6 separate regions of the Mus musculus genome follow, and all the other regions are linked to region 1. Evidence: chromatin loops called from intact Hi-C (ENCODE). Cell type or tissue: heart. All regions are shown on one strand. Links, peaks and the distances in the headings refer to the core of each region. The heading gives the core; the rest is flanking DNA.

Region 1 (5,253 bases), core at 820-4,819:
GGTTGCTGGGAATTGAACTCAGACCTCTGGAAGAGCAGTCAGTGCTCTTAACTGCTGAGCCATCTCTGTAGCCACTCCTGCAAGCTAATTTAACTAATTATTTTTCTTTCTAGTCTCTGAATTAGGTGCAGCTTGTCCTTGAATACTGTTTTTTGCTAACAGATTCCTCAAGATGGAAACTTTTTCCAGGTCCCACTCCCAGTGCCACCCCAATGGCTTAATTTGCCTCGGTTTTATTTTATAGTGGGACCCTATCTGAGGATTTGCAATTACACTCCTTTGTTGAATGCTGTTTAAAAAGCCACCCAAGGCTTACTGGCACAGTACAACAGCATTTACTTTTTCATATATAATTACTAACAATTTTGTAACTTCTCCAGCATTTGCTGGAGAAGGCTCACCTTTTTTTCCCACATGGCATCAATTTGGACAGCTCACCTGGGGCTGGAGGATTTATTTCCAAGACAATATGTTCAAAAAGGATGGCCAATAGGCACTGATCCTCTGTGCTGAGAATCTGGCTGGAGCTGGAGGCTGGGAACCTGATTTTCTTCCTTGTCTGGTCTAGCCTGTGGCTGCTTGTGTTTCTCAAAATGAGGGAGAGGGTTTTTTGTTTGTTTGTTTGTTTGTTTTTTACAACTGAGGAGGTGATAAAAATCAGGGAATGCCATACAGGTTGAATATATTTAACACTGCCAAACTGTGCGTTTAAATAGCTAAGATGGTAAATATCATGTGCCACTATTAAAAAGAAGAAACAAAACAAAACAAAGAAAAAAAAAAGATGGCAGTGAACTAAGGAAGAGTTGTGTTGTCAAGGATAAAATAACGCCAACAAAATAGTAACTGGTTGGAAAACTTTGGATCAACAAAGTTAACAATTGTAACACTCATGGTAGGTTCTGCAGCCTCCTGCTGCAATAACTCCGAGCTGTGCAAATAGCCCCCAAATAGACCTTTCATGCCTGCAATTCCCAGAGACAAACATTTAAGACATAATTACGGGTTTGGATTTCTTAAAGCAACTCTCAAAAGGACGGCTGCCAGCGTAGCAGTGATGACTCACGGGGACTACAGGTGCACACAATATTTCCCTTTCAACCTGGTATGCAACCTTGCAGGCCAGGCAGAAATATGGCCGAACAAGAGGCAGGTGAGAGGGCAAATGTCTCCCGGTCAATAGCCCTGTTTTGCAGGGATATAAACTCCCTTTGTTGTCTTATAATTCTTCGCATGCCGGGCAACTATCAGCTACCGTAGGTGAAACTTCATCCTTGAGATAGTAAATAAGTTATAAAGATCACTATAGCCTGGCTGAACATATAACTCCTGAGTCTTCTCTTCCTTCCTCCTTTCCTCCCTCTCCTCCTTTTCTTACAGCTGCAACCAGATTATAAATATTGAAGGTCGGCTTGCAGGTTTTCCTTGGGTTTTGTTGTTTAATACGTTACTGGAATTTTTTTTTTCTTCCAAATAAGTCCATACCATTCCTTTACCGAAAGGATAGAAATGAAATCCTGTCTTCCAGGTGTCGTATTATCTCACTCTCTTACTGCACTGAGACAGTACTCTGCTGTCTCTGACAACTTGATTGCCTTCTTTGTCAATACAGTGGTGTGATTTTTTTGTTTTTGTTTTTTTTTTTTTCGAGACAGGGTTTCTCTTTATAGTCCTGGCTGTCCTGGAACTCAATTTGTAGACCAGGCTGGCCTCGAACCATACTTTTTTTTTTTTTTTTTTTTAAGATTTATTTATTTATTTATTTAAAGTACACTGTAGCTGTCCTCAGATACTCTAGAAGAGGGAGTCAGATCTCGTTATGGATGGTTGTGAGCCACCATGTGGTTGCTAGGATTTGAACTCCTGGCCTTCGGAAGAGCAGTAGGGTGCTCTTACTCACTGAGCCATCTCACCAGCCCTTTTTTTTTTTTTTTTTTTTTTTTTTTTTTTTTTTTTACATTTCATTTCTTGAAATCTTTTTCTTCAATCCTCCTATTGTAGGCAGTGTCTCCATCCAGGCTAGACCTTCCAGAATTTAATTATGACCCCGTGTAGTGACCATTTTTATACACCATCAGGATGTTCGTTTGTTTGTGTTGTTTTGTTTGTTTCGAGAAAGCATCTCTCTGTGTAGCTCTGGCTTTCCTGGAACTTGCTCTGTAGATCATGGGCTGGCCTGGAACTCAGATCTGCTTGCTTCTGCCTCCAGAGTGCTGGGATTAAAGGCGTGTGTCACCACTACCTGGTGTGTTTATTCATTAAAAATAACAGTGCCTGCTATGTGTTAGGCACTGTCCAGATGCTGGGAACACACAAAGATGCCAGGCAGGTTCCCCTCACAGGACTTATTCTTTCTTTCTTTCTTTTTTTAATTTTTTATTATTCTTTCTTACACCAGAGGTTGATAACTTTATAACAAAAGACAAAGTTTTGGTTTGAATTCAAGATAAAAAAAAAAAAGAAGAAGAAGAAAGAAAGAAAGAAAGGAAGAAAGAAAAAAAAATCAGGTTCCATACCTGGAATTAAGCCACTTTTTTTTCCTGGTGAGAGCAGAGATTCTCCCAGCATCCTGAAACCACACAACCTAATCTACCTTCTTGTAAATGGGTTCCCACTGGAACCGTTAAGGACCAGCTTGTCATTTTTTTCTTGGGTCCTTGCCAGGCTCCTGCGGAACAATGTCTCTCTGTGGAGTGTATTCAGGCAGGAATCGCCAAGAAGGGCAAAGGGCTAGCTAGTTCTACTGGCCGGTGCAGCCACCCAAGCCCACCACTCACGTATCGCTCAGAAAGACACTGCCCCCTCGTGGTTCCTCTTATAACTGACTGAAAAACCGGCCGAGCAAAGAGCTGCCAATCAGCACAATCAATAAATCAAAACGCGGACAAAGTTTCCAATCAACTGCAGTTTTGCTTCTGAACTTTTTCTACCGCTGTTCCAAAGACTCTTGGTTCATTTCCTCCCAGAAGGCATCTTGGTTCCTACAGAGAGCAGTGGTATTATGACAGCAACTTAAAACATTATTTTCCTTTAGAAACTTTCCCACGTCTCCAGATCCCCTCAAAGAAAACTTATGATCTAAAACCAAGTATCACTATGGATTTTCACTTCGCAACGCCTTTAAAAGCAAAAGAACGACGTTGCGCGTATCCTGCTTTTTATAATTTGAACCAGGATTCAGCGACTATGTTGCCTTGGAGTTGTTTGGGGTATCTTGTCTCCACAACACTACTTTGAATTGCCTAAAGGCAGGGCCCTTATCTTCAGCTCCCACCCTCTCCCGCCTCACCCCACCCCCAACCGCACACAAAGCGGGGAAGGGTAAAGAATGTGGAGTAGGGAGAAAGAGATAAACAGTTAAACCAAGCCATAAATGAGAAATCGTGATTGGTGCGGCATGCCAGACGAACTTCCTCAGAGAGACAGGCACCATCCGCTGAATCGTGGGTTTTAAATGTCTGTCCAAACTAGTCAAAAGTCTAGGAGCTTACAGGATCTATTGTTGGAAAAGTTCTCTAGGACCAGGAAAATGGAAACTTCCTTAATAATAATGCTAGCTTCCGCCTATTGTAAACCACAATTGTGCAAGTATGGGTGTTAGGAACCTGAGGCTCGCCCCACCTATAATCTCTAAAACCCTGGGATATATATATATATTCATACATACATACATATATGCACACACACATATAATGATTGTAATATATATGTGTGTGTGTATATATATAATCAGTGAAATGGGAGAATATGTATGTGTGTGTATATATGTATGAAATATTTATTCATTTTATAGATGAGGAAGTGGAAGCTATGCGGTCATCCGGTGTTGGGTAATTGCTTTGATTCTCTAGAGATAAATGTCTTGACCTTTGAGGGGCAGTGAGGGATATTTAGTCAACAAGTACATATGGAGGGCCTACTACGCTCCGGGACTACGCTCCAGGTAGCCTACTTAAGTTATGGCAGAGATAAACAGGACGTAGTCCTGTATTCCAGGAAGGGGCTCCCCGTAGAGTGATGTAAACAGACCCGATTCCAGAACAGTCTGGTGCCGGCTGTGCGAGTCTGAACAGGGGCGGCCGGAAGCCTAGAGAGCGATAGCGGCCGAAGTGGGGGGGGCGGGGGGAGGCTGGGAGGTTTCGCTGTACTCGGGCACCCGCAATGGGGTGGCAAGCGGTGTCCTGCAAAAGCGGGGCTCGGTGGTGGGCTGTCCCGCGTGCCCGTCACCTTTCTGCCCGGGAAGAACCGAGTCTCGGCGGGTATTGCCACGGAGGGTGGGTTTGGGTGCACACCCGTCGTGAAAAGCAAGCAAACAAAAGTAGCGCGCTCCAGTCCATGTGCCCCCCACCCCTACCCCGAAAGGCTTGTCCTCGGCTCTGAGCCCCCTCTCCAAGCCCACCGCCGCTGGCCCGCCCAGACGCCTAGGTCCACGGGGTTGGAGAAAGAAGGGGCGGCCCGACCTTCCGCCCGCGGTCCCCGCGGCCTCGTGACCCCGGTGCCGACCCCCCCTCCCCCAAGCCCAACCCAGCCCAGCCCAGCCCAGCCCTGGGTTCGACCGCTCCGCCCCGCGCCCCTCCTCTCGCGGGGGGCTTCGCTGTCCCGATCCGCGTCTCTCTGGGCTGCGTCCGGCCGCGCACGTCCAGGGAGGGCGGAGGGAGGAGAGGAGGGAGGGGAGGAGAGGAGGGAGGGGAGGAGAGGAGGGAGGGGAGGAGGGAGGAAGGCGAGAGAAAGCGCGCTGCGTGCGGCCCCGCTGCCCAGAGCCTGCCAGCAGCGCGTCCTCGGCGGCTCCGGTCCCAACCGCGCCCGCCGCCTCGCCTCCTCGGTCTCGGCCGCGTCCCGACTCCGGGGCTCGCCCGGCCTCTCGGAGGTCCCCGCCCGCCGGTCCGTCTCGGCTCTCCGCTGCGCCGCCCGGCTCCAGCCCCGCAGCCCGCCCCGGGGGAAGGTAGCAGCGGGCGAGCGCGCCCTCGCCCTCGCCTCCAACCCCGCGCCCCAGTCCCGCGCGGCGACGAAGGACCGGGAAGATGAACGGCGGCGGCAAAGCCGAGAAGGAGAACACCCCGAGCGAGGCCAACCTTCAGGAGGAGGAGGTACTGAGGGGGACTGGCTGGGGGGCGCGGGGCGCACGGGCCGGGGCTGGGGGGAGTAGCACGGGACGCGGGCGTCCGGAGGGCGCGGGACTGGGTCCACGCGCGTCCGCCTGCCTCTGGTTATTGCATAAGTTTTGAGGACTTTCCCGAGACTTTTGTAAGTAGA
Region 2 (5,253 bases), core at 632-4,631, 130 kb after region 1:
GCACCTTGCCTTTGCCAGAGCGGGGCCTCTAGTTACTAGAGGCTCCCAGTTACCACGGTGAATGGGAGGAATGTGTAGAACGGGAACATTGGAGCAGCACCTGGTGAGTGGGTCCTTTGGGCTGCACCTGTTGGGGCCAGGGGTGACAGAAAGAGCAGAAGGAGTGGGCGCATCGCCCCGAGCTTTGCCGTGAGGGCAGAGAGGCACCAGATGGTCCATGGTAGGTTCTAGTTGCCTCTTGAGGCTCAGGCTCCCAGGTACCCACTATGTGACTTTCGGGGTTCCACTGTGAGTTCTAGTTCAGCTTCCCTATGCCAGGGATGCAAGGAAACTTTGTGATTACCCAACACCAAGCTTCCTAAGAGGGGACCTTGAACTTTTCTCTTTGAGGAAAACAAGTTTTGACAGAGCAAAAGGAAAATTGACTCCAAATGGCATCATGTTTTATTCAGAGCGTGCATGCCAGGGTGGAAGGCCAGGACCCAGTGACAGGATGGGAAAGTGGGGCACCCCAACTTTAATCTTCATACATTGTGCACGAGCTCTGCCCGCTTGACTAAGCTCAGCGCCCAGGGACCTCTAATGGCCCTTGCTAGCAAACATAGTTAAAAATTAACAAGCTGACAAGATTAAATACGGATGGTAAGCTGCCACTGTGGACCGAATCTGACGCAGAGTGTTACATGCTTGGGTGCTCTCGACCAGAGTGGCGTCCCAGCGAACTGGGAGACACTGGAGCACATTCCACACACCTGCCTGGACACAGGACCCTAACTTGTGTTCAGAACAGCCTGGTGGAAGAGCTGAGACTTGAGAGAGGGATTGGTCTTTGAGGAGGGGGCTCATGATTCTAGGACCTTGACTGTGAGGTTCACAGGCCAGCGACTGACACACAGTCATCCTGGCTAGCCATCCTTGAAGAAGCAGCCTTCTCCAGCTGAGACTGTTTGGTATTTTGAGATCGTGTTTGCCATGGCTTCAAGGCTGGCCTCAGACTCACAGCAATCCTCCTGCTTTAGCTAGGATTATACATATCATCCTATAGCCAAGAAGTTCTCACTTGGTCCTTCTCCAGCTGCTGGGATGAATAGGATGATGGACTGATGCCTTGGACCAATTCATACAAATCGCAGGAATGGAGCTCAGGGTATCAGTCAGGGGGTGGGCTTGCTTTGGGCTCTGTTCCATGGCCACTAGACCAGGAAGATTGGATGCCACACTGGATTCAATCTCATCACCACTGACCGGGCCCCAAGCTGGCTTTTCTCAGCTCCATGGGTATAGCTGGCAGAGAATCAAAAGATTGTGCGGTCAGATGACCTTGGGATGCCCAGGGAATCAGTGGAACAAGTCCCTCCATGTCACAGCAAACCCTGTTACACACTGCTTTGTGTTTGTCAACCCCAGGACACGGTGTGTTGCTCTCAAACTGTCTGGGTTGGAGAGCCTTTCCAGCCGGGTCTTTTTCCAGTCACACTTTTGAAGATCTAAGTCAAGAGTGGGTACCTCATATCTGGATTAGTGCGTGCCAGCAGCCCAGAGGGCACTTTGAAATGCAAGTGAGATGGGTCAGCAGGTGAAAGTGCTTGCCACTAGGCAAGCCAACTGGGCCAGGCTGTCCTCCTTCCTAACACACATAGAAATAAATCCATGAACAAATAAACGGGGTCTCTTGGTTTGAAATGACTTGGACCATAGCCATGGAATGACTGCATTTCTTAAAGGCCAAGGTAAGCCCAATGGCCCAGGGACAGCAGAGGAAAAAGCCACCAAAGGGTATCAGCTAACTGTACTGATCGCCCTGCCCTGCCTTCCTCATCACTCTTGGAATCTAAAGAGGACAGTGGTACTGGTCACTAGAGAGGGGACCATCAAGGCCAGTGACTGTTAGCCCTGCCCTGTGTTGCTCAGTGTACACGAGGTGCCAGGGATGGTGCACTGAGTGGGAGTTCCACCCTGGAGACAGTCAGGCCTTTTTGTCCTTGGCCTCGTCATCAGAAACATATATTCTGTGCGGTGCTTAGGTGTCGTGTTCAACTCTGCATCTTTCCCAAGTATTCACTATCGACTCCAGCGTGATTCTTTTCTCCTCCTGATTATTCATGGCCCAGGTATCTGCTCTTCCTGTCTGGTCTGTCACCACGTGGGATAGTGTGGAGCCTGACAAAGTTGCCTTTCTGTGAGAAGTGTTTGAGTGTGAGTCCGTACAGTGTGGCTGCAGGCAGTGAACTGAGTCACTGTGCTGTTCTGTTTCAGGCCTCTAGGCTTCTTGGTCTGCTACACTTGACACTGTCTCTGTCTGGCGCACACTAAGTCAGGGTTTGTGTTAGTTAAATATTTTGTTAGAAGTTCTCATTGGGGGCCTCAAAGCCCTGGGATTATATATAGGCATGTGAGTAGTGTGTGAGTAGTGTGTGAGTAGTGTGTGTGTGTGTGTGTGTGTGTGTGTGTGTGTGTGTGTGTGTGTGTGTGTGTGTGTGTGTTTTCCTGCACGTTTCTGTTGATAGTGCAGAAATCGCCAGGGTTACCCCAGCTCTTCCATGGCTTCAATGTGTGCACTTAACTGTTCTGAAGAGCTGAGCTTGAGCAAGTCTGGAGTAGCCTGTGGCCCCTGCAGTCAGTGATAATGAGGAGTCTAGCAGCCTCCAGGACATGGACAGGAGTGACCTGGGGCCAAAAGCTACAGCCGAACAAACAGCCCAAAATGCAGTAAAGGTGAAGCTGTTGCGGTTAGCACCAAACAGCTTGTTCTTCTGGGCCAGCTGCCCATACTCCTGGCTACGCCCCTCGCACTCGGTCCCTCACTGGGTGCAAGAACAGGAAGCTGCTCTGTTTGGCCTGGCATGCGCTGCCCCCTGCAGGAAGGCGGGTGCCTCGCGTGTCTGAAATTCAGCAAGAGCCAGGCTGTCTTGGCCGGCAGATGTGGGAGTCCATCTTTTCTCCATCAGCGACTGCATGATTGAGGGTGCTTGAGTGTGTGAGTGTGTGCGTGTGCGTGTGCGTGTGTGTGTGCGTACGTGTGCGTACATGCATGCACACACTCGCTCACAAAGGGTGGTGGGGAGTACTGAAGTGAGAGGCAGCCTGGGAGGCTAGGGTGGCAGACAGCAAGGACCCCTCTTTTTCTTAGTCACCTTCACCAGTTCCAAACCCATGCCATCTACCCTGCAGCTCACTGTCCTCCCTGCCAGCCCCTCCCTGTGACCCTCTTGGTGAACACTATGCCACGTTGGCCGCAGGGCCTTACATCCCCACCCCACACCCAGGCCGCACAACTGCCACCACTGCTCCACACTGACACAGTGCACATGGACCATTTCGGGTTTAGGTTCCCAGCATCCCTGGCCTGAGGGCTCTGGCCCCGAGGCTGCCCTTTCCCAGCTGTCTCAGGAAGGCAGCCCCAGCTCTGCTCTCTGCTTAGTGAGCAAACGGACTGAGACGAACAGCCATGACCAAGGGTAGGTACGTGCTGCTTCTGTCTTCCACCTTCCTGCTCCTGGTCTCTAGCCTTCCTAACCCACGTCTTTCCACATTGTCCCCTCTTGTCTGTCTGTCTGTCTGTCTGTCTGTCTGTCTGTGGGTCCGTTTGCTCTACAGACACTCAAGTGTGGGTGTTTAGTCTGTCTGTAAGGATGTTTCTGATCTCTTACCCCGTCCTGCCTGGTGGGAAAGATGCCTGCCTGGCTTCCAGGATCTTTGGGGGCTCCGATGGCTCCCAGCAATATAGCTTTACCCTCACAGTATTTGAGGAAATAACATCTGACACAGTCCCTGAGGAAGCGTAGTGTAGAAGATGGCCTAAGGGATGTCTGAGGTAGATGCTGATGTACCAGAAGCTGACACCTTATCCTTAGGGGTTGGTTTGGTTTCTTTGGGGCCACAGTTGGCCCCTCCTGTTCTGCACTGGCAGCTAGGGGACATGGCTGCTATTGTGGGGTCCTTGAGTCAGAAGGAAAACACGAGGAGCTCTTGGGGACCAGGGCAAGAATTAGTTTCTCCCTAGGACCCAATTCCTTGGCTTCTCAGCCTTTAGAGCTCGGCAAGATCTAGCAGAGCCTGGTTCTGCCTTCTGAGCTGGACTCTGGGACGGCTTGTTTCCCACCCTTGTGAAAGAGAGAAAGCGGCCAGTTTCCATCAACCCCACAGTGCACGAGTCTTCAGAGGGTTGTCTGTGAGTTGCCTCTGGCCCAGGTGTCCCTCCACCACAGCCAGAGTGGCTCCGTCTTCAACTTGATGTTTCAGGAGCCTGAGTAAACCTGTCTCCTGTTGAGGTCTCTCCCCTCTTTGCTGTCCTTTATGTCTTCCTTGTCCCCAGAAGCACTTTTCTGTGTTGCTCATTGCACTCCATGGGAGGCCACCCCTCTTACTTAACAATGGGAGAGGAGCTAGCCTGGTAAGCCCAGCTCTCTGGAAGCAGAGACAGGGAACAGGAGTTCAAGAGTAATTCATGGTGAGTTAGAGGCTAGCCTAGGCTAAGGAAGACAGACCTTATCTCAAAAAAAAAAAAAAAAAAAAAAGAATGGTGGGTGGGGACATGGGTAAACATGCCTCCTTCTGCCCAACGGGTTATAGACAAAACTGGCATTGTCAGCGGATGGGTGGTAAGGGTGACACATATGTGCCCTTCTATTGTTCAGATTTTGTGTAGTGTAAGATCCCAGAGCGTCCTTCCGGGTGGAAAGAGTGTCCCTCAGTCTGGCTGTGTTAGGTTGGTTAGAAGAGGCAACACTACTGTTGACCTTTGTCCAGCTCTGTCACAGGCTACGGGTGCCTCTTGGGGCCTGGTGAACACAGCATGCCAGAAAGCTGACCCTTTTCCTGAGAGAACAGGCTCTCAGAGAAGGTTCAGTTCCATTCAGGCGGGTCATGAAGTACCCTTCCCTTTGTTTACATTTTGTTTAACTAAGTCTCCCAGCTTGGGAAGAAGTATAGAGAGGAGCTTTGAAAAAGAAGTGGTAGTTGACAGAACCCTAATACTGGCTGAAGTGGGCTGCCCTGTGAATGTGTCTGGTCTTCATAAGGCATGTTAGACATTCAGGATGCTGCTGTGGGACTTTTCTACCCCTGGGCAGGAAATGCCACCCTGGCCAGTGTGAATTGACCCGTCTTGGAGAAGCAACAGGGTCTGAAGTCCCAGAATGAGGTGGGGCCCCTGCCTCACGGCCTCTCCTGTCTTTTCAGATGCGCTGGATCCCTCCCTCCGAGGCCACTTCCCAGGGCTGGAAGTCCCGGCAGTTCTGCTGAGGCTGTGTA
Region 3 (5,253 bases), core at 601-4,600, 130 kb after region 1:
AAAGACCGAGCAGGTTTCCCTCCTTGGCTCCCAGCTAGCAAAAGGGCACCACAGGGGCATAAGGCGTGCGTGAGTGCGTGTGTCCATGCATCCGGTGTGGAAGGGAGGCGTGCACTTGACACAGGTTTTAATGTGTGCTTGGCGTGTGTGGATTAAAAGGCTTGCGCTCTTGTCCCCAGGGAGCTGAGAGACCAGAGAGAGGCTTCCATGGAGAAGCCTGAAACATATTCTAGGAAAGACAAAAGCTTGTTCATTGCCCAGTGTGTGGCAAAGGTAGCCATCTGCTGCGAGCTTCTCTTGCTTAGTTAAGAACAGTCTGAGGCATAGGAAGGTTCCTCTCCCCCGGATGCTGTGGTTCCCTGAGGTCTGTCTCGTATGAGGATAATAATCAGAGCTGACCTTCACCCTTGGAAGTAACCCCTCATTTGATTGACCTATGGAAAATGCCAGTCATTAACAAGTAAAACACTTGTACGTATTTCTCACTAATCCTCCATTCCGCCTGGCCTTTTAAAACTTGCGGGGCTATGGGGCTGACGAGATGGCTCCTCAGGCTTGCTGCCAAAGCCTGTGTTCAGTCCTCAGGACCCACACGATGGAAGAGAGAACTGACTTCCGGTTGTCCCTTGCCTTCTACACACAAATGCACACTAGACAAATACAGTCGATCTTTTTAGCTTATCAGCCCGGTCAGGTGGGGCTATGTTTATTTTGCCTGGTATTTGTTTCCAGGGCTTGGTGAAACATGTTGCACAGGACAGTCCTGGTTAAGGCCCCTGTAAGAAACCCCTGTGAGCAGCCCCAAGTGCTTAGGGCTGAGTGCTCTTTAACTCTAAATCTGACAGAGCAGTGGGTTTCTTGCCTGCATTGGCAGCTGCCCTTCTGAGCTGCTCTCCGGGGGCCTATCAGCTGTAGGCAGGCAGGAAGCCCTCAGTCAGTGCCTGTGCCACAGGCCAAAATATCCTCCCTGGGGAAGCTACACAGCAGTGTGAGGAATGAGGAAAAACGTGCTGAAGGTGGCAGGGAGTGGCCGGCAGTGGCCGTGGTCCAGGAAACAAGCTGAAGTCAACGACCAGACGTGCCTTTTGCTTTTCTGTGCTCTGCCCAGTATCCCTGCCTCAGTATTCAGTAGCCGTCATAGCCGACAGATAGCGGGCAAGTGGGGGGCTAAATTGTGACTGTCTGTCACTTAGTCCTTTATATTTTTGATCTTTGTTGACAGCAAAGAGCAACTAAAAGCCCCTTTTGTGTGTGTCCCATACCTCATGTGCGGGTGCTGTGCCCCCTCTCAAAAGGAGCAACCAACAGTTGAGGCCACTAGGGGCAGGCATGCATCATAGAATGATAGAAGGTTACACATAGTCTATAGAATCTGTGGCTTTGGGTAGTCCGCAACCAGGCCATTCACCACTGCCCTGGAGAATCAGGACCTGGCAGTGTCCAGAAAGAACGGGGATCGCTGGCTCTGGTCCTGATGTAACAGATGGACTCAGGAGTGACTGGGGAATATGGAGGGTGAAGGTTCTAACAAGGATCTCGTGGGAGAGTTAGGAAGTCTACGCCACTGAGAAAGGATGGAGAGACAGTGCAAGATTCGCTGGATCTTGGCCGTGTGCCTCACTGGCTCGCATCACCTAGATGGCCCCCTTCTCTTGAGACTTACCCAGCCCGGCATCCTCTTGACTCAGCCATCAGCCTAGACTGGGTGGAACTCTGACCTGCGGTGGTGAGAGGCCTGTGTCTTGGAATCCCACTTCTTCTCTGGAGTCACTTAAGAGAACATTCTTGTCGAATGTATTGGTCCAGGCTGGGACTTGGAGTGACCCAGTAGAGGCTTTATAGACAGCAGGCCCAGCCCATTGTACAATGAGGAAACGGGTCTGAGAAGATGGAAGGTTGTCCCCAAAGCGCAGCGCTTCCACAGGTGACCCGAGCAAGTGTCACCTGTTCTCCTTGCTGGCTAACACAGCAAGGCGCTGGCTCACCAGAGACTTGCTCTTACTGGAATTTCGGAGAGGCCTCGCTCTAATGACTCCTTGGAACTTTCCCCTCTAAGTAGATGAGAAATCTGTCAGAAGAGACTCTGAGGCAAAGATGGCTTCCGAGATGCTAACTGGAGGGAGCAGAGTGGGCGGCCCCTTACTAGCCGAGTGGTGTTTTGTTCTGGAAACTTAATGTTTTGGAGAGTCTTCTAGTTTTATTTTTTATTTTTTTTATTTTTTGATTGTTGTGCTCTGTTTTGAGACGTGGATTTTTTTTTTTCTTCTAGTGTTTCTCTCCAGAGGCAAAGCCCAACACACCTGTCTTTTGTCCACTTCTTCAGCAGATTAGATTTGTCTCTGGGAATGTGTTTGTCACATATCAACCTACTGCAGACCAGCAGAGGGAGCTCCCGTGTTGAATTTATTAGCAACCCCCTCCCTCCCCCTTTTGCAAAAAAAAACTATTTCTTGATAATATTTGAGAGCTTTCAATAAAAATTTTAATCAGAGCAAAAAAAAATGGTCTCAAGTAGACTACAGCGTTTTTGGTTTTTTTTTTTATGTTTTCACGGTGCTACAATTTTGGAGCCGAGGTATTTCATCTCTGGCTGAGGTTTGTGAGGGAGGACCAGGCCCATAGCAACTGAGTTGTATGTCCCATGGGAGCAGACTCTGAAAGAGTGCCCCAGGAGACTGTGCCCAGGGCCCGGGCCTCATCGACGCTGCTGCCTGTTTCTTGAGCTCCGGAGCCACCCTGAGTTTTACACTAGAAGATGCTCGTGCCAACAAGTCATCCGCCACCGGAAGTGCTCGCATCCGAACAAGGCTGACAGATCTCCCTAGTGGACACATCCTCCTTGCCTTCCTGCTCTGCTCCTAAGGAAGGGAGGAGCCAAGAAACGGGACCTGCCCTTAAAACGGAGTTGGATCCACTTCTGGTTCAATTCTAGCCGTGAGCAGCCATTCTCCGCTCTGGTTTAAAGGTCTTTCTGTGCCACCAGATGCCAGTGGTTCTGATCTAATGGTGGCACACACCTGTCATCCCTGTGCGTGGGAGGCAGAGACAGAAGACTCCAGAGCGCCTAGCCAGCCTGTGCTTTAGTAAGATTCTTTCACAACTCCCACCTTCTCCAAGTTGGATGAAGAGACAGGACAGCAAAGCACGGGTGCTGCCTTAGCATTTTATACAGAGAATGGTGTGGCTCTGTAGCCAGTGTCAGAAATCTGTCATTAGCATTTTTAAATGATTATCTAGCCTCAAGGCCATGGATGTGTAACGTTTGCAAACTACACTGTGTGACTCACTGGGCAGCAGAGACATGTTTCATCTTCCACTTTCCGGAAGGGGAAGACGACATACAGACCCTCGGTCACCGGTCTGCCTTGTGAATCTGCTGGTCTCACCTCATAGCATTGGTGGAGCCCCTGTCCCCCACCCCCACTAGAGCAGCCCCAGAGCTGGGCCTGAATGATTGTCAGGGAAGCGAGGTCGAGGAAGGTCCTGAGGTCAGCTGTTTCAGGGGGCTCCTCCCCAAGGGACAGACACTCTGTAAATTATTGCAGACTTCTCAGGTGTGCATCTTGAGACATCCCTGAGGCACCCCTGGAAAATTTTTTTTTAGAGGTTTCACTCCAAACAAATTGAGAGCTAGTCCACAGGAAACTGCCACAGGCAAACAAATAAAGAACTTAGATGGACAGACGGACAGACTTCGAGGCTGTCTGGGTTACTTGCAGGTCTGTACCCATTTGTCACCAGAGCTGGGTGTTTGTTTACCCAGTAGTGTGTAACTGTCTTCTCTTTCCATTTTGATGTGTGTGCTGTGAATATATGCGAGGGCAGTCATGCAGTCTAGACCCAGTTCATTGAGGACCAGGCTCTGTCTCAAGCCCAGAGCTCACTGACGCGGTGGGACTCTCTAGCTAGCTTGCTCCAGAGAATACCCTGCCTCCATCTTTCAAGGCAGACTTAAACAATACTCTGAGCCATCTTCCCAGCCCCACGATAAAACTAACAAGAATTGGATTACAGTGTTTTTTTGTTTGTTTTAATTATTTCTCATCTTGCTGTTAGTCGCTACTGCCCTGTGGAGAACAGAGAACATAGACTTAAGGTTTGGGCACACAAGGTATTTCCTCAAGAGCACAAGGGTTTAGGGACCCTGGGAAACTGTGGTGCCTGGTTTGGGCCCCATTGACCAAGGTTTCATACTCTGTATTGCTCATCTTCCGCTGAGCAGGTAGTAGCAAGTTTAGTGCTGTTGGCCAGTCCTGTCAGGACCGTCAACTAGGCCTTTCTGACCCCTAGAAGGAGTTTAATGTCTTAGTAATATCCTTTCTCAGAAGTCAGGGAGGGGCATGGAAATTTGGGGTGTGTACTGCTATGAACCACAGATCCCCTTTCTCAGTCCTGGCTTGTCCTTGAACACTCGCTGTTCCTCATGTCCCCCCAGGACTGCCCTAAGGGGCTGAGGGAAGCCTAGGCCTTACTGAGCAGTGGCACCCCCCACCCTGCAGGTCTGTGAGCTCACGGTTGTGGAAGGCACCCCTACATACTGTGACTCTCTAGTCTTCAATGCCTGACAGGCTTTCCGGAGTGGGAACCCTGGCCGTCTGTGGAGGCTGGAGTTGTAGGGGCCAGTACCCACCTCAGCTGGTCAAGTTGCAGTCCTTTCTTCCTGCGGGCCCTCCTTTAGGCAGTGGTAGTACAGGGCCATGTGCGGGTTCCAGGGCTGCCTGGCCAACCTCAGCCTTAAACATCTCAGAGCTTCAGGAACGTGGGGCTAAGAATCTTAAAGCGTTAGTAATGTCTGGTGCGTTGTAGTGACTTGCAGTTTGGGTTTTTATGTTGCTTACTTTCCTTTGGCTGGATTTATTTATTTGTTTATTTATTTGCTTTCAGTACTGGGGATAGAGCGTTCTAGACAAGCATTTCACCCCTTCCCCTCTTCTCCCCCCACCCCCAAGTTTAGCCTTTTTTAAGGAAATGTTTGAACTTTCTGCATAGAAAGGGACTCGGCCCAAGCTTCCTGCTCTCCTGGCTTGGTAAAAGAACAAAAGCCACCTGAGACACCAAAGCCAGAAACCAGAAGAGTGACAATCAGGGAGAAATGCATTATCAGAGGACAGGTGTCTCACTGCTGCCCTGTGACTGCGCCACCCTGCAGTGTGCTGCCTCTTACACGATTCCCCTCCCCCACAGCCACACCAGCACACACCCACCTGTAGAAAGCCAATCCTGGCAGGAGGCACCAGGCCACTAGGACATCCC
Region 4 (5,253 bases), core at 422-4,421, 89 kb after region 1:
CTGTTCTGGGTGGATCTGACTCATTCTTACCTCTCCCACTTAACACCAGGTAGGTGGTCAGCAGCCCACAAGCACCTCCCAGCTCCAGTTGTCCTCAATTGGTTGGGAAGCAAGCAGTCTATAAAATTGTGTGAACTTCCTGTTTCTATAGATGACCCTCCCTCTACTGAGCACCACACGGCTCATCCTGGGCATCCTCAGTCCTCCACTGAGCACCACAGAACCCCGCCTGTCCTCCTCCAGCTTTTGTTAGGTTTTTTTTTTGTTTTTTCGAGACAGGGTTTCTCTGCGTAGCCCTGGCTGTCCTGGAACTCACTGTGTAGACCAGGCTGGCCTCGAACTCAGAAATTTGCCTGCCTCTGCCTCCCGAGTGCTAGGATTAAAGGAGTGCACTACCATGCCCTGCCTCCTCCAGCTTTTTAATGCAATTTCACTGGGACACAATGGTGTTTGTTAAGTGGTAGAAATTTTCTAATTCCTTTTCAGAAATAATGGTGATACGAGGAAGATTTCCAGGTATGGATTTTTTTTTTTTGCAAGTCTCTTTCATTTCCTGCATTTGTCAAGTCTTGCTTTTTTCTTTGTGTTTGCGATGGGTCACACTCTCTGTAACTGCCAGCTGTTGTCTCTGAATGAATCCTATCCAGGTAACCGATGGTCTGGAGTGGTTTGTCTTAGCCCCGTCATCATTCAGTGTGTGAGGCTCAGCTGAATGAAAAGGTTCTTTTCCCAGACCTCGAGGGAGAGCTTTGTGTAAAAGCCTGGCCAGAATCTGTTTTCAATCTGTTTTATGATTCCTGCAGAAGTGAAAGCTGATAACACTCCAGAAAACTATAAATCCGTTCCACCTTTCAGCCCCCGCCAGCCCTTGGAGCATCTTTCACGTGTGTGCTTACCTGTTGTGCTGGAAGTGGCACGCCCTTCAGAGCCCCCCCCCCCCTGAAAACAGCTTTTATTTCAAACTTTTGCTTTTAATTTCTAAAGTAAAAGCAAGGCCTTTCAACTTAATTTCCTTCTGTTGAAAGCCCTGTCCCCGGGGTACTGCCTCGCTCTGTGACCAAAGTGCCCTTTGAAAACAGAAGACCTACTTTCTCTATACGCTCTTTGAAATACAGCAGTCCGAGGAGTATAAATCAAAGCCATAAGAGGTACCGCTTCATACCCAAGGGGTGGCCAGCACGAAGATTGGCAGCAGGTAGTGTCTGGTCATGGGTGTGGGGAAATCAGGAGGCTTGGGTATTTGTGGGGGAACTGAAGTGGTCTGAAAAGCTCTTCTTCAGAAAGGTTAGCATACAATTACCTCATGCTACAGTTCTGCTCCGAGGGTGGCAAAAGTGTGTGTTCATACACAAGCCTGTTCCCAGGTGTGAAGTGGCCTCATTCATAACACAGTAAAGAAGCTGAAACAGGGTTGTGAGCAGCTCTGTGGGCGACGGCCCCTGTGGTCACGCCTAGCAACCCCAGTTGGAGCCTTAGAACTCATGTGGTAGTAGGAGAAGACTGGTCCACACTGGTTTTCCTCTGACATGCAAGCACCAAGAGGCATGTAGTTGTGTGCACATCTGGGCACGCCCCCCCCCCTAAAATACAAACAATCTAATGCCCATTAACTGGTGAAAGATGTTAAATAACATGATTATTCAACAATTGAAAAAAAATCAGTGAAATACTAGTGTGTACTTGGACAACATAACTAACCCTAGAAAACCGTATTCTTGTTAAAGGGTCCTGTCAGAAAAGGCTACATGCTGCTGCATCTTACTTCTGCAAATTTAACTGAGCTATATAGTCCTTCAGATTGGATGCATTATTATTTGTGCTTGTTGGGGAATGAATTAGGAGAGAAAAAGGAGAAAGAGAGTAAGTAGTTGCTAATGGGTACTGAATTTATTTTTGAAATACAAGAGAAGCCCAGGAAATCTGTTTTGAGACAAGTTTCATTGCTTAGCCCGGGCTGCCCTTGAACTTGAACTCCTCTGGCCTCTCAGATGCCACCCCACCTAGCCAAAAGAAATATTTTGAACATAATATTGTATAATTAAATGGCCTCCAATCCCTGGATCTCTTGCCTGTGGCTTTCCCACACGCTGTTGTGATCGGAAAACTTGAGTCTAGCGTGTTTCTGAATGGCTAATGGTCAGTCTCTCAGCCGATATGGTCAACTGTAGGGGAGAGGAGTGAGTTCCTTATAGGAGAAGCAGGTTGCTGGGAGACTAGTCACTGTTTAGTCAAGCCCAGCCAAGTGGTGATCTCACTGAGCCTGAATCTAAAAACCTAGGAAATCGTCCACCGGGTCACTCTGTTTACTCCTGAGAGCTGGGTAGCACTTCCTCCCCCGGGTACTGTTTTCTGTTGCTACTGCTGACAGTAACCAACAGTGCTGATTCAACTCATTGTTCTCAGTGCTTGGTATTTACTGATAACCCTGCAGGAAATCACTTTCCTGCCCCTCCCTGCAGTCTCACCTTTTGAGTTCTTAAGCCTTCCTGCAGGGAAGTGTTAGCTCTGGAAAAGAGAGATGAGACAGAGTTCATGAACATCACCTGTGTGTAGGCAGGGATAGGACAGAGCCGCAGGGATGAGCCCGTTGGGCCAGCTGCTTCATGGTAGAGACTGGGTCATAGAGAAGCTGTCTGTAGGTTGTAGAATAGCCTCCTTTGCTTGCTAAAACCAAAAGATTGTAGCAGAGCTCCAGAATAGGAGATTTTACCCCTAAGTCACGGAGCAGAAGGAACAATAGAAGATCCGGCCCTGTCACCAGGATAGAAAGGGCGTTGACTCAGTAGCAAGCTTAACTTTTCCTTGAGGGCCTTGTCGGGTTCTTTACTGTGTTCTGGGATCCTAGGAAGTCTGTTGATACGCTATGAAGTTAGATGATCTTTTTACAAAGGATTGTTTAAAGTGTGTGTGTGTGCGCGCGCGCGCGCGTGTTGTCCGTCTGTCTGTGGGTATGTGCATGTGAGAGCAGTACCTATAAGAGGCTAGAGGAGGGTACTGACAATCAAACTCGGGTCCTTACAAAGAGCTCTGTTACTCTTTACTGCTGAGCCATGGCTCCAGCCCTGAACATGGTCCGAGGCTAAGGAAGAGCCAAGCTGACCACTATAATAGAAAACGGGTTTTCCTGTTTTCCGGTTCTCCGTGTAATTTCTGGTACTCTGTATTTGAAAGTAAGAGTGGATTGGGCAAAACCTGGTTGCTTAAGCAGAAAGCTATTTTGTCCCCCACCTCAACGTAAGCACCTTGCCTGGCTACTTCTGGAACCCCCATTCCTTAAAGCGGAAGAGGGTTTTTTTCCATTTGGTGTTAGTTAGGTGTAGAGAAAGGACAGTCTGAGCCTCTCAACCGGAAGGGTCTGAGCAAGCCGAGCCTTGGGAGGTGGCAGCTCTAGTGTAAGTTTTGCTTTCTGTGCATGCTTCTCCCATCCTGTGGCTCACTAGCCTGTGAGAGAGAGTGGGGGATTTTGACAGTGAGTTTTGTGGGGCTGGAGTGCTGCTCTCAACAGAGACAGTTCCACATGACTGCTCATCAGAGCACACACTTGAGAACCGGTGGGCTGGGGTGTGGTTGAAGCCCCATGACCCATGCAGGCACTTGGGGAGGGAGGCAAAGAGGCCTGAGAGTTGGAGCCAGTCTGGAGTAGAGAAGACCCTGTCTATCAGTAAATTCATTAGAATTTGGGCTTGGACAGTAGAGCTTACTACGAGAATACGAGTTCTTAACCTTGATGAAAGCCCGAGGACCCCTTTACTCGAGAGTTTGAGAGAAAATCAGCAGGGCAAGCAGGCTGTAATTCCTGGCAGCTGCCGGGAACAGGGAGTTGAAGGAGAGAAGAAAGTTGTGCCTTTTGAGCTAGAACACAAGAAAGGGAAGGCCTGCCAGCAGCTGTGTGGAGGTGGCAGGGGTCCTCAGAAAAAGGAGAGGACACAGGGTGTCTAAGCCACTTGCTTAGGGTTTTGGCTGGTTTCCAAAGGAAATCAAAAGTTGGAAAGGGAAAATTGAATTATTTTTTAAGTGAGACCTCAGAGAAGCTGTGAGGCTTAGCATTGAGAGTCTTGGAGCCACCACGGCCAGGGGAGGGGCTTCTGGAATGTGTGGGCATGTATCTCCTTAAACAGATAATCAGACTCAGCATCCCTCAATAAAAAGATAATCAGTCAGGTGCCTAAATTTCCCACCAGGTGGTTTCCTGTCACGTGATTTACAGGCCGCCCGTTTGAATCAACTCCTGAGGGAAAGAAAACTCTAGTATGCTTTTGTCACTCACCCAGAGTCAGAGATGGGACTTCATCATGATGTCTTGAGAACTGGGGCTTCCTGTATTGTTCAGGAATAATGAAAGGAAAGGAACTTAGTAGGGCAGCATTCTGATTGTTTTCCCTGAGGTATTTCTGCCTGTTTGCCTTCTAAAACGGTATCTCTGGTCTCGATTACAGGTCCTCTTGCTTGGCTTCCAGGACCTGGCATACAGGGTGTGCATCAGCCTGTGCTCTCTTTGCCTTCCTTGCTGTGATAAGTCACATAGACATGACATAACTCTGAGAGGGAAGGGTTTGTGCTATCACAGAAGGGGTTCACATTAGGAACTCAGAAACTACCTGGGAACCCTGCCTGCGGCTGCTCACTGCCTTGCTAGATAGGAAGCTCTCGCTCATTTGCTTTATTATTTTAAATGTATTTCTTTTTATGTCTAAAGATAGGGACTCTAGCTCTGGTTCATCTGCCTCCATATGTAAACTTGGCTAGACTTAAAATACAGAGATTCTCCTGGTTCTGCCTCCCTACCACTGAAACAAAGGTGTGTGCTCCAGTGCTCGGACAGGTTGATTTATTTATGTATGTTAGTCTTGTTTGCTTTTGTGTGTGTGTGTGTGCGCTCGTGTGCCTGCGAACAGTACTCACAGAAGCTAGCAGAGGATATCGTGATTGGAGTAACAGTTTAGAGTCGCCGTGGAGATGCTGGAACTGAACCCTGCTCCTAAGCTAACTTTCTTACATCCAGTTGCCCTCCACAGTGGGCCCTGATATATCAGTCATTGATCAGGATGATCTCTCACAGACAAGACCTTAGGTCGGTCTTATCCGAGCAATTTCCCAATCCAATGTCCCTCTTCATACAAGAGTCTAGGTTATATCAAGTTGACATTAAAAACTAGCACATGGTACATTGTTCTTTTGGATATTCTGTATTTAAAAAAAAAAAAAAAGGTATTCTCAGTTTGCAAACATTGACTCCCCGGATGGTAAAGCCTG
Region 5 (5,253 bases), core at 697-4,696, 130 kb before region 1:
TACAGGATCAGTTGCTCCAGCCTTGACGCTTCCTCATCTTGCTCTCCTTCACATGCACCCTTCCCCTCTTCTCTGGATATCATTGCTTCCCATACCTAGAAGCCTGGCATCATAGATAGTTGGTAACAACACCTTCTGCTTCTTTCTCCAGCAGCCAGAGCCAAAGAAACAGAAAAGACCACATACTTTTCAGTGTGCAAAGAGAGAAAGCCCCAGTGACTGGCTTGGGGTGAATCCATCTTCCATCAGGAATATCCTACAAGCCTTTCACAAGCCCTCTGTCTCCAGGTATGAGCCCTTCTGAATAGCTCAGGCTAGACTTGAGCTCTATAGCCCAGCCTGTCTTCAAAGCTACTATCTTCATGCCTCAGCCTCCTGAGTTCTGGGCTACACAGTCCAAGTCTAGACTGGGCCACCTATTGAGATCCACTGTCCTTGGTGGAGTTCTGATGCTTAGTCGAAACACCATGACCGAAAAGCAAGTTGGGGAGGAAAGGGTTTATTTAGCTTACACTTCCACTCTGTAGTCCATCATTGAAGGAAGTCCAGACAGGAACTCAAATGAGACAGAAACCTGGAGGCAAGAGCTGACGCAGAGGCCATGGAGGGACGCTGCTTACTGGCTTGCTCAGTTTGCTTTCTTACAGATCCCAGAATCACAGCCCAGGGATGGCCCCACCCACAAATGGCTGAGCCCTCACTATCAATCACTGCTTAAGAAAATGCCTTACAGGTTTTCCTATCTGATGGAGGACTTTTGTTAACTGAGGTCCCCTCCTCTCAGATGACTTTAGCTTGTCTCAAGTTTATGTAAAACTATGCAGCACATATGAGTGTTCTGCCTCACCGGGCATGGTGGTGCACGCCTTTAATCCCAGCACTCGGGAGGCAGAGGCAGGTGGATTTCTGAATTGGAGGCCAACCTGGTCTACAGAGTGAGTTCCAGGACAGCCAGGGCTACACAGAGAAACCCTGCCTCGAAAAACCAAAAACCGAAAAAAAAAAAAAAAAAAAAAAAAAAAAGAGTGCCCAGGGCCTCAAGAGGAGGAAAAAAGACAGAGTCAGACACCTTGAAACTGGAGTTGAAGTCACTCCGTGAATGCTGGGAATTAAACCCCAGTCCTTTGAAAGAGCAGTGAGCGCTCTTAACCACTGAGCCATCTCTCCAGCCACTCTGAGAGTTACCAGGCTGGTTTTTAGAAGCATCTCCCCCATCCCCAAAACTGAAGAAGAGCCCTGCCGCTGCCCTGGGATGCCTTCTTCTAGTCTGAGGAGATTCTGATTCTTGACAATGCTTTGAGAGAGTTTGTGAACGAAAGTGTTTTGTTACAGCCGGGTGTGGGTCCAGCACTTGGGAGGCAGAGGCAGGCAGATTTCTGAATTCGAGGCCAGCCTGGTCTACAGAGTGAGTTCCAAGACAGCCAGGGCTACACAGAGAAACCCTGTCTCGAAAAAGAAAACAAAACTAAACTAAAAAAAGAAAAAAGAAAAAAAAGAAAGAAAGTTTTTTGTTTATTTTTCAGCTTTCATTTTTTTTCTTTTTTTTTTTTTAAAGATTTATTTATTGATTATATGTAAGTACACTGTAGCTGTCTTCAGACACTCCAGAAGAGGGTGCTAGATCTCGTTACAGATGGTTGTGAGCCACCATGTGGTTGCTGGGATTTGAACTCTAGACCTTTGGAAGAGCAGTCGGGTGCTCTTACCTGCTGAGCCATCTCACCAGCCCTCATTTTTTTTTCTTAATCAAATAACTCAACAATGTCATGACTAACTCCACTGATAGAAATGAGAGAGAGAGAGGGAGAGGGAGAGAGAGAGAGAGAGAGAGAGAGAGAGAGAGGCCAAGCTGTGGAAACAGATAAGGAAATGACAGGAGGAGAGAAGAGAAAGGACCAGAGAGACATCTTACGGCTTGACATGATCAAAGGACAGAAACACATCTATAAAAAGGAGAAACTGGACCCCGAGCTTCAATCAACCTTCTAGAGCAAAACCAGATCCTGAGCCATCCCTCCTCCATTGGAGGAGGGCTGCTTCAGCACCGCCGCCACCGTGGCCGGCCCAGAGCACTTCTCTGTTATTGTTAGTCGTCGTCTGTCCCCCCCCCCGACCCCCCCCCCCCGGCTGTGTCTATCGTTGTTGGGTTTTAGTGCTTCCTAAGTGTGGATTCAGATTTTTAACAGCTGCTTCCTTGATCTCTAAAAAGTGAAGACATTTTTGGCTGAACAGTTTGACTGATTCAAGCTGCAGAATTCCAAACGGCCAGCAGGGGTCAATCAACTAACGTGATATTTTCCCCCCTAACTTTTAAAAAAAAAAAAAAGTTCCATGGAATCTAGGTGGCAGCAATGGAAGTCCTCCTTCACCTGCGCTTGCTTCACGGGCTGTTCAGAGATGTTCTAACATAGTCTTTCTTTCCTTCCATTCATCTTTCCTTTCTTTCTTCCGTCTTTTTTTTTTTTTTTTTTTTTTTGCCATGCTGGGATCAAACTAAGGGCCTGCCTCCTACCTATATGCCAGGCAAACACTCTACTTCCAAGACTACAGCCCATTCCATCACTCACTTTTTACCGCCTGTCTCTTCCCTCCCTTCCAGCCCAGCACCCATTGAATTATCAAAGGCTCCTTGAACACTTCTCATCTATAAGATGCTATGTTTGATGTTTGGGGTATGGAGACAAAAAGGGGACCAGTGATTTCTTCTCTGCTCTAGAGAACTGTCTCCTGTTTGGCCGCAAGGCTAGATGGCTAGAGTAAAGCATTGGTAACATGGCTACGATCCCAACTCTTGGCTTGAAGAAGACGCAACTGACCAGAGCTGAGTGGTCCAGGCTGCTGGCGCTGTTGAGCTCCTTTGGGTCATTTAGGGACGTGGCTCCTTCCCATCATGTTGCATCACAGTTCCTAGGATGTTGTTCTTGGCTGAGTGGTCAAAGCTGGGTCATGACCACCTTATATTTGGTCCAGAAAAAGGGGAAGAGAAAAAGCAGACAGCAAACTGTTTCCCCTTAAGCAATAAGCATGGATGTCACGCTTATCTCTTCTATCCATAAACTAGGGTGGGGACCTAGTCATATGTTTGGCCTTGGCCACAAGGAAGTCTGGGAAATGTAGTCATTTGTTAGGTTGTGATATGCCTAAGGTGTTATTAGTAGTAGGGAATAGCTAGTATCTTATCAGGAACCTCTCCTTCCCTCCCCACTTTCTCTGACTCACAAAGAAAACAAAAAAACAAAAAAATCTTCATATCTTTTTTTTTAAAGATTTATCTATTTATTATATGAAGGTGCACTGTTGCTGTCTTCAGACACCCCAGAAGAGGGCACCAGATCCCATTACAGATGGTTGTGAGCCACCATATGGTTGCTGGGATTTGAACTCAGGACCTCTGGAAGAGCAGTCAGTGCTCTTAACCGCTGAGCCATCCCTCCAGCCCCTTTCATATCTTTTGATACTGCTACCAATTGTAACTTCACCGTCACCATTTAGAAACCGTCGTTCATAGGAACTGGTGGCGAATAGAATATCCTTCAGGGGCTGGTGAGATGGCTCAGTGGGTAAGGGCACCCGACTGCTCTTCCGAAGGTCCGAAGTTCAAATCCCAGCAACCACATGGTGGCTCACAACCACCCGTAATGAGATCTGATGCCCTCTTCAGGTGTATCTGAAGACAACTACAGTGTACTTACATATAATAAATAAATAAATCTTTAAAAAAAAAATTAAAAAAAAAAAAAAAAAAAAAAGAATATCCTTCAGAAGTTTACTGTGAACACCACTTTACTCCCAAGATGCATGCTGCTACCGCCCCTCCAAGGGTAACAAGTCTCACCATGACAACTAAGATGATTAATTCCCAGTAAAATGAGACCCGGACTAGAGATTACTTTCTGTGCATGAGAATGTGACATTTGAGTTGACTCTTTGAAGCATGATTAGAAGCCAGTCAGGTGGAAAAGGAGGAAGAACATTCCAGAGTGCGAACAATCTGTGCAGAGCCCTGTAGCCATGGAGGGTCAACTGCATGCATTATGCAGGGTGAGTCTGGATAGGGAGGCAAGCAGGAAATGGAAGAAAATAAGACTATGCCAGATCTACATTCCAAACTGGAGAATTAGATTTTGCCTTGCTGGGCAAACGCTTTGGCCTATTTCCCCTCGGTGTGTGTGTGTGTGTGTGTGTGTGTGTGTGTGTGTGTGTGTGTGTGTTTTCTTGTTTGTGTTCTCTCTCTCTCTCTCTCTCTCTCTCTCTCTCTCTCTCTCTCTCTCTCTCTCTCTCTCTCTCCTTGTCTGTTCAAGTACACTCACCCATGAGTGTGCTTTTGCAAACCAGAGATCAAGTGTCTTTATTGTTCTCCTCCCGACCTTTTGAGTTAGTCTCCCTCTAAACCTGGAGCTTACCTCTCAGATTAGTAAACTTTGAGGAACCGGCTGTCTATACCAGTGCCTTTCAACCTGCTGGTCATGACTCCCTGGGGTCAGATATCAGATATTTACATTTCAATTCATAGCAATAGCAAATTACAGTTATGAAGTAGCGACGTAATAATGTTATGGTTGGAGGTCACCACAGCATGAGGAACTGTATGAAAGGGCCGCAGCATTAGGAAGGCCGAGAACCACTAGCTATACTCTCCTGACACTAGGGTTACAAATTCTGGCTTTGCTCTCATATGGACCATGCTGCGACTCAAATTCAGGTCCTCGTGCTTGTGTGGCGATCTGTTTACTACCCGGCCATCTTCCCTGGTCCCCATCTTTCCAGTCTCAAGCCTCTCTGTCACTTTAGGGTTAGCTTGTGTGTCTGGCTCTGATGAGTGGCTCCCAATTTTCTGGCATCGCTGAGGATGGCCCAGGAAAGCCTCGAGAGATCAAATTCCCCTCAGGAATTCGCGAGTGGAACTGTTACTCACCTGAACCGCCACGGGCAGCTTAGAAAGCTAATTTGGTCAGGAGTAGTTTTTGTTTTTTTTAAACGACCACAGGCTGAGGCAGGTGTGCAGAGGGAACCGGAATGAGCCAGAAAGGCCTCTTTGGAGTCCATCCCGGTCTCCAGTTCCAGGATGCAGTTCCTTCCCGAGGCTGAGGCACATTTTCCACTTCAAGAGTCCTCCTTATCATCCTCTGTAGCTTCAGCTCCCAGAGCCGGTCATGCCCTGAAAAAAAGTTGAAAATGTTAATTGGAACATTCCAAAAACAATTTACAAATTTTAAACAGCCCACGGGGGAGGATCATGGCTCGGGAGATCAC
Region 6 (5,253 bases), core at 658-4,657, 160 kb after region 1:
CACTGGCTAATTTCATTCCAGAGACTTCTTACTATGCTTCTGTTGGTGACACTGTAAAATTTAAATTCTCTGAAAACAAACTGCTTGACCTGCCTTTTTATTTGATATGTGCAAAAGTTTGTATGCTGCCAAGGGGTGATGGCACATGCCTTTAATCCCAGCACTCGGGAGGCAGTGGCTGATGGATCTCTGTGAGTTCAAGACCAGGCTAAGCCTACAGAATAAGTGACAGACAAACAAACAAAGGGAAAAAAAGCTTGAATGCTAAAGATTTCTTATTACACAGTCACAGAGGCATTCCCTACAAGAATAGCACTAGCCATGGTGTGACAAATGAATCTGTTCATTAACACAGGACCTCAAAATATATGCTGTCCTGGCTAGTTTATGTCAACTTGACACTAACTAAAAACGAGGGAACCTCATTTCTAGGGACAAAATGCATTCATAAGATCCATCTGCAGGACATTATCTTAATTAGTGATTGGAGGAGGAAGGCCTAGCCCATTGTGGTGCTAGCCCTGAGCTATTTTTTCTGGGTGTGGTAAGAAAGCAAGCGACTCCTTCCATGCTTGAGCCCCTGTGCTAATCCCCTTCTATGATGAACAGTTCTATGTGTTCTATGTAAGTAGAAACCCTTTCCTCCCAGCCTGCTCTGGTCATGGTGGTGGAGCAACAGTAACTCAACCTCAGATAAATACTGCTCATGCACCAAAACAAAACTCAACTCTCCCGCTATAGCATGGCTAATAAATCATTTCCAGAGAACATTTCCTGACTTCTCTGTCCTGAATTTACCTACTTTTTTCTCCCGCCCTCCCTCCCTTCCTTTCTCTCTTTTGGCAGTGCTAATGACCAATCCCAGAGCCTTGCATATACCAGGCAAGGATTCTACCATTGAGCTGTATTACACTATGTTGTGCTTTAAACCAAGGTCTGGGTATATAACTCGGCCTGCTCTGAGGCTCTCAAGCCTGTTGCCTCAACCTCCCACGTGCTGAAATTACAGGCATGTACCACACTCAGCATTATAAAAAAATAAAACATTTTTATTGTTTTGCCTTTCTTTAGCCTAATGCTGTTACAAGATGTGTTATCAATGAAACTATACAGATATTTTATAGCTACTCAAATATTTAAGATGAACATTAGATCACAAATTTCAGTAGTATTTGAGAGGACCCCAAATTTAATTGATTTTTAACATATTTGAGAATACAAACTGTTCAATAATGGTGCAAAGTGGGATAAACTTTTTTTTTCCTTTTTAAGATTTATTTATTTATTATCTGTAAGTACACTGTAGCTGTCTTCAGACACACCAGAAGAGGGCATCAGATCTCATTACAGGTGGTTGTGAGCCACCATGTGGTTGCTGGGATTTGAACTCAGGACCTTCGGGAGAGCAGTCGGTGCTCTTAACCGCTGAGCCATCTCACCAGCCCGGGAAAAACTTTTTAAGTTTATAAAACATGTCTAATAAACTACAAATTAAAAACCAAGGTAATTTTGGTTACTTTGCTGTTTTTGTCATTGTTTTTTTCCCAGAGTATCTCTCTCTGTAGCCTGGCTGTCCTGGGACTTTGTGGATCAGGGTAATCTCAAACTCAGAGATCCCACCTATCTCTGCCTCTCAAGTGGGGGGGTCAAAGGTGTGTACTACCATACCCAGCTGAACCTTTATTTTCTCTAATATTGTCAAGTTGCTTAAAAAAAAAAAAAAATAGGTTGGATACACTATAACCCTGGAACTAGACTGAACTCAGGAACAGACCAAAGTGGAAACAGTGAAACTGTTACCTCAGATAGATAAGCTGGTGGTTAGGTAGACAGTCCCAGACACAACCCTCACTGATGGCCTGACACACCTCTGGTTATGCCTGTGAAAGCATTTCTGAAACAAAGGTGTTCTGTTTTGCTGTTACTGTGATAAACACTGACTGAATCCAACTCAAGGAGGAAGCGTTTATTTCAGCTTACAGGTTACAGTCCAACCAAGTGGGAAGCCAAGGCTGTGAGTTCCAGGACAGAGAGGGTTATGTAGACAGATCCTGTCTCAAACAAACAAACAAACAAACAAACAAACAAACAAACTGGCCATATGTATACATGACACCAAGCTTCACTCATAAAAGCATATGGCTAGACAGACAGACAGACAGACAGACAGACAGAGACAGACACAAGAAAACTGTCAATCGGCGTAAAAATTGCGCTAAAATACATGCATGTCACCAAACCATCAAAATATAATGCTCTGGGGACGTCATGTTGTGGCAGAAAATGTGCCCAGCATGCCAAAGGCCCTAGGTCCATCCACAGCACCACAAAAATAAAACTAGATAATCACTTAAAAGAGCAACAGAGTGCAAAGTAAAGACTCAACAACGATAGCTGCTAGAAGAATCCGAGAACTCTAGGAATAAAGATAAAACATTTAAGCTTCTAAAACCAACTACCAGCAATGAGGAGATCGTCCCATACAGGGATTCTCATCAGAAATACCAAGAGCCACTAAACGATGTAGCTGTAGAAGAGAGTTGCAAATACAGCCCAGACTTCTAAAATCCATCTACTTCTTTCCTATTTAGCTAGTCAAATCCAAAACTACAAAACCCTGAGTTAGGATAACAAGCGGCCAGATAGGTGGACTAAGCCTCTTAGATACTATATTTTCAATACTACTGCTAGCAGCTAGCAATTTCTATGTACTAATTAGGAACCAGATTCCTTTCTATTTAATTATCATAAACTCACAAGGTAAAAATCCCCAGTTTCCAGGGAAAGGAGATCTTATCGAAGCTATAGATTTAATTCCTTGGACTGTTCTCTTACATTCTCTTGACCACCAACATTTATATTATATCTAAATTAGTAAGAGTCTGGTTTAAGGAAATAAATGTCCTTTTGAAATTAAATGCATGCTTTAGTTTAAATATTCTGTTTACTTCTTAATTAAGAAAATCCCTACAGAACAAACAATAGGACACGTGCTTTTATTATAGACAAAACTAAGGGTGATCTTTCACTTGCTTGTCCATTCAAGAGCATTTCTGCTCTACTGGAGACTGACACCTAGTGGGCTAAAACAAACATCACCATTGATGCCACCATATCAAAGACAAACATCACAATGAGCCATGACTGAGGGTAGAAGGACACAGGGCTAGGGCTTGAACTCAGAGCCTCATATATGCTAGGCAAACACTACTACAATACCCCAGCTCCAAAACCTGTAGATTTTCAATTGGCCTTACATGGAAATACATATTTACATCATAAACAAAAACTTTTTCAAATTAATTTTACATCGGTGATTTATACCGATATCTACTAAAAACTCATGTTATCCTCAGGGCTCTTGTCCATGACTGTTCCCTACAATGTCTCTTGAGCATTCTACGATTATAAAATTATCATGCAACATGTTACACCATACAGATGTTTGACTTACAATGAATGGGTTACATCCTGATAAACTCATTGGTAAGTTGAACATACAAACTAAAATACACCTAAGCTACTGAATAGCACACTTAGCAAACTGTGGTTCTCACATCACTGCCTATAAGGTCAAAAAAAACGATATTCACTGAGTGTACTAAATAATTGAACCCATGAACATATCTCAATCCATTTTCTTTTTTATAAATATTAACTGAATCTTTAACCCACTCTTCACGCAGAACAGTCTGTCCCCCAAGGAACATTTGGTAATATACAGAGGCAGCTATGGCCTCACACCATGGGGAAGCTGTGTCTCTGACAGTTAAACCAGCCAGAAATGCTGATAAAGGTTCTATATTGCACTGAACAACCCTCTACAACAACAACAACAAAAATTTTAGCCTCAAATGTTAATGCTACCAAAGTTGAAAATTCTGCTCCCATCATCTTTCCTGGAAGGTATTAATTACTGAAAAATATCAGTTTATATTAAATGGAGTTTATAATACAATACTGTTCACAACTATTTTGTGTTGTTTTAATTCTTCATTTTCTACGTTGTATACTGTATATAGAATAGCTTGCTATTGTAAATCACAGAAAAGGTACACTTTTCACCTTCTAGAACTTGACCAAGAATTGTGAACGGCTGAAGGAAATCACAAGTTACAGCACATATGCCGCCCAGGCATCAAACATCTACTGGTTACCTATAGCTATCAGGTATCATATATGTGGAGTCATGGTGACTCCACATTTAAGTTGACAGTTATTTCATTTATATTTTGTTGCAGGCATTAACTATGCCTGATTACTTATTAATATTTAAAGAAAAAAGTTAAATATAATCATTTACATTGCATTTAGGGTATTCTACTGACTTTTAAACTAATTATATATTAGAAGTTTATACTGGAGCTCAAGAGATGACTCAGTAGTTAGGAGCAGTGACTGCTCTTCCAGAAGACTAAAGTTTGATTCCCAGCACCCACACGGCAGCTCATAGCTGAGACTCCAGTGCGAGGAAACCCAAAGCCACCTTCTAGTCTCCACAGGAAACATGCAGATATGTGATAAAGACAAAACACCCACACACATAAAATTAAAAATAGGGCTGGTGAGATGGCTCAGTGGGTAAGAGCACCCGACTGCTCTTCCAAAGGTCAGGAGTTCAAATCCCAGCAACCACATGGTGGCTCACAACCATCCGTAACAGGATCTGACGCCCTCTTCTGGAGTGTCTGAGGACAGCTACAGTGTACTTACATATAATGAATAAATAAATCTTTAAAAAAAAAATAAAATAAAATAAAATTAAATTAAATTAAAAATATTTTTTAAAAAGCTTATATGTTTATTTAAATTTCAGATGAATAAGAGTAACAAAATGGCTGTCATAAAAAGACAATTTACTAAATCTGATTAAGCAAACATCATTAGACGAGACCCAGCAGGTGTCTCTGCACCATCAGACACACGGACATGCTCCTGGCTGCCTGCATGTGGCTCCGGTTTCAGCTGACCTCATCTATTTTCACAGAGATCACCTATGAACTCCACCCACCTTCCCCCTTAAACAAGCATGGCAAAACACTTATGTCTTTGCTAGTGTACGGACTGTGTAAAATTTTTAGATGTGTATCGTCTTCTTCAGAATGTAAGCTTCAGGGCTGGTGAGATGGCACACTGTACCCCAAGCCTGATTGCCTGAGTTCAGCTGTGAGGACCCACATGTGTGAAGCAGAGAACTGACCCCTACAAGCAGTCCTCCACATGTGTGCCACGGAGGGCACGTTGCCACACAGT

The links. Peaks named below come from ENCODE experiments on the same cell type or tissue, not always from the same donor. Only the 100,000 strongest peaks of a DNase experiment are listed, where the experiment ranks them.
Region 2: a loop joins it to region 1, with 2.4 times the contacts of the local background. A loop is called at or near these places in 6 of 42 quality-filtered maps.
Region 3: a loop joins it to region 1, with 4 times the contacts of the local background. A loop is called at or near these places in 7 of 42 quality-filtered maps.
Region 4: it touches region 1 in a loop (6-fold over the local background); 5 of 42 quality-filtered maps call a loop at or near these places.
Region 5: a loop joins it to region 1, with 6 times the contacts of the local background. A loop is called at or near these places in 16 of 42 quality-filtered maps.
Region 6: a loop joins it to region 1, with 4 times the contacts of the local background. A loop is called at or near these places in 8 of 42 quality-filtered maps.

The regions. Positions count from the first base shown.
Region 1 is chr8:33,929,310-33,934,562 of GRCm38, reverse strand. It overlaps Rbpms (RNA binding protein gene with multiple splicing), which reads left to right and starts at 4,700. Exons shown (of 8, transcript NM_001042674.2): 1 at 4,700-5,087. The coding sequence starts at 5,022. In heart, for the core only: a CTCF peak has its summit at 2,808 (motif pointing left); DNase peaks (open chromatin) are centred at 2,732, 3,342, 4,232 and 4,442; H3K4me3 peaks cover 2,294 bases; H3K27ac peaks cover 2,876 bases.
Region 2 is chr8:33,795,079-33,800,331 of GRCm38, reverse strand. It overlaps Rbpms (RNA binding protein gene with multiple splicing), which reads left to right. Exons shown (of 8, transcript NM_001042674.2): 7 at 5,182-5,250. The coding sequence ends at 5,244. Among named protein-coding and RNA genes, the nearest start is that of Smim18, 50 kb to the right of the region's middle. In heart, for the core only: a CTCF peak has its summit at 2,860 (motif pointing left); DNase peaks (open chromatin) are centred at 1,521, 2,841 and 3,151; H3K27ac peaks cover 2,547 bases.
Region 3 is chr8:33,801,199-33,806,451 of GRCm38, reverse strand. All of the region lies in intron 6 of Rbpms (RNA binding protein gene with multiple splicing), which reads left to right. Among named protein-coding and RNA genes, the nearest start is that of Smim18, 56 kb to the right of the region's middle. In heart, for the core only: CTCF peaks have their summits at 1,304 (motif pointing right) and 2,367 (motif pointing right); DNase peaks (open chromatin) are centred at 961, 1,621, 1,891, 2,781 and 1 weaker place; H3K27ac peaks cover 1,409 bases.
Region 4 is chr8:33,839,415-33,844,667 of GRCm38, reverse strand. The region is part of intron 4 of Rbpms (RNA binding protein gene with multiple splicing); the gene reads left to right. Among named protein-coding and RNA genes, the nearest start is that of Gm51528, 82 kb to the left of the region's middle. In heart, for the core only: no CTCF peak of the experiment used is centred there; a DNase peak (open chromatin) is centred at 2,257; H3K27ac peaks cover 3,352 bases.
Region 5 is chr8:34,063,169-34,068,421 of GRCm38, reverse strand. It overlaps Gm40487 (a long non-coding RNA gene), which reads right to left. Exons shown (of 3, transcript XR_870314.2): 2 at 4,916-5,158; 3 at 3,851-4,047. Among named protein-coding and RNA genes, the nearest start is that of Gm40486, 9.9 kb to the right of the region's middle. In heart, for the core only: CTCF peaks have their summits at 2,271 (motif pointing right) and 3,320 (motif pointing right); DNase peaks (open chromatin) are centred at 2,311 and 2,881; H3K4me3 peaks cover 398 bases; H3K27ac peaks cover 1,471 bases.
Region 6 is chr8:33,766,451-33,771,703 of GRCm38, reverse strand. The region is part of intron 6 of Gtf2e2 (general transcription factor II E, polypeptide 2 (beta subunit)); the gene reads right to left. Among named protein-coding and RNA genes, the nearest start is that of Smim18, 21 kb to the right of the region's middle. In heart, for the core only: a CTCF peak has its summit at 3,080 (motif pointing left); no DNase peak of the experiment used is centred there.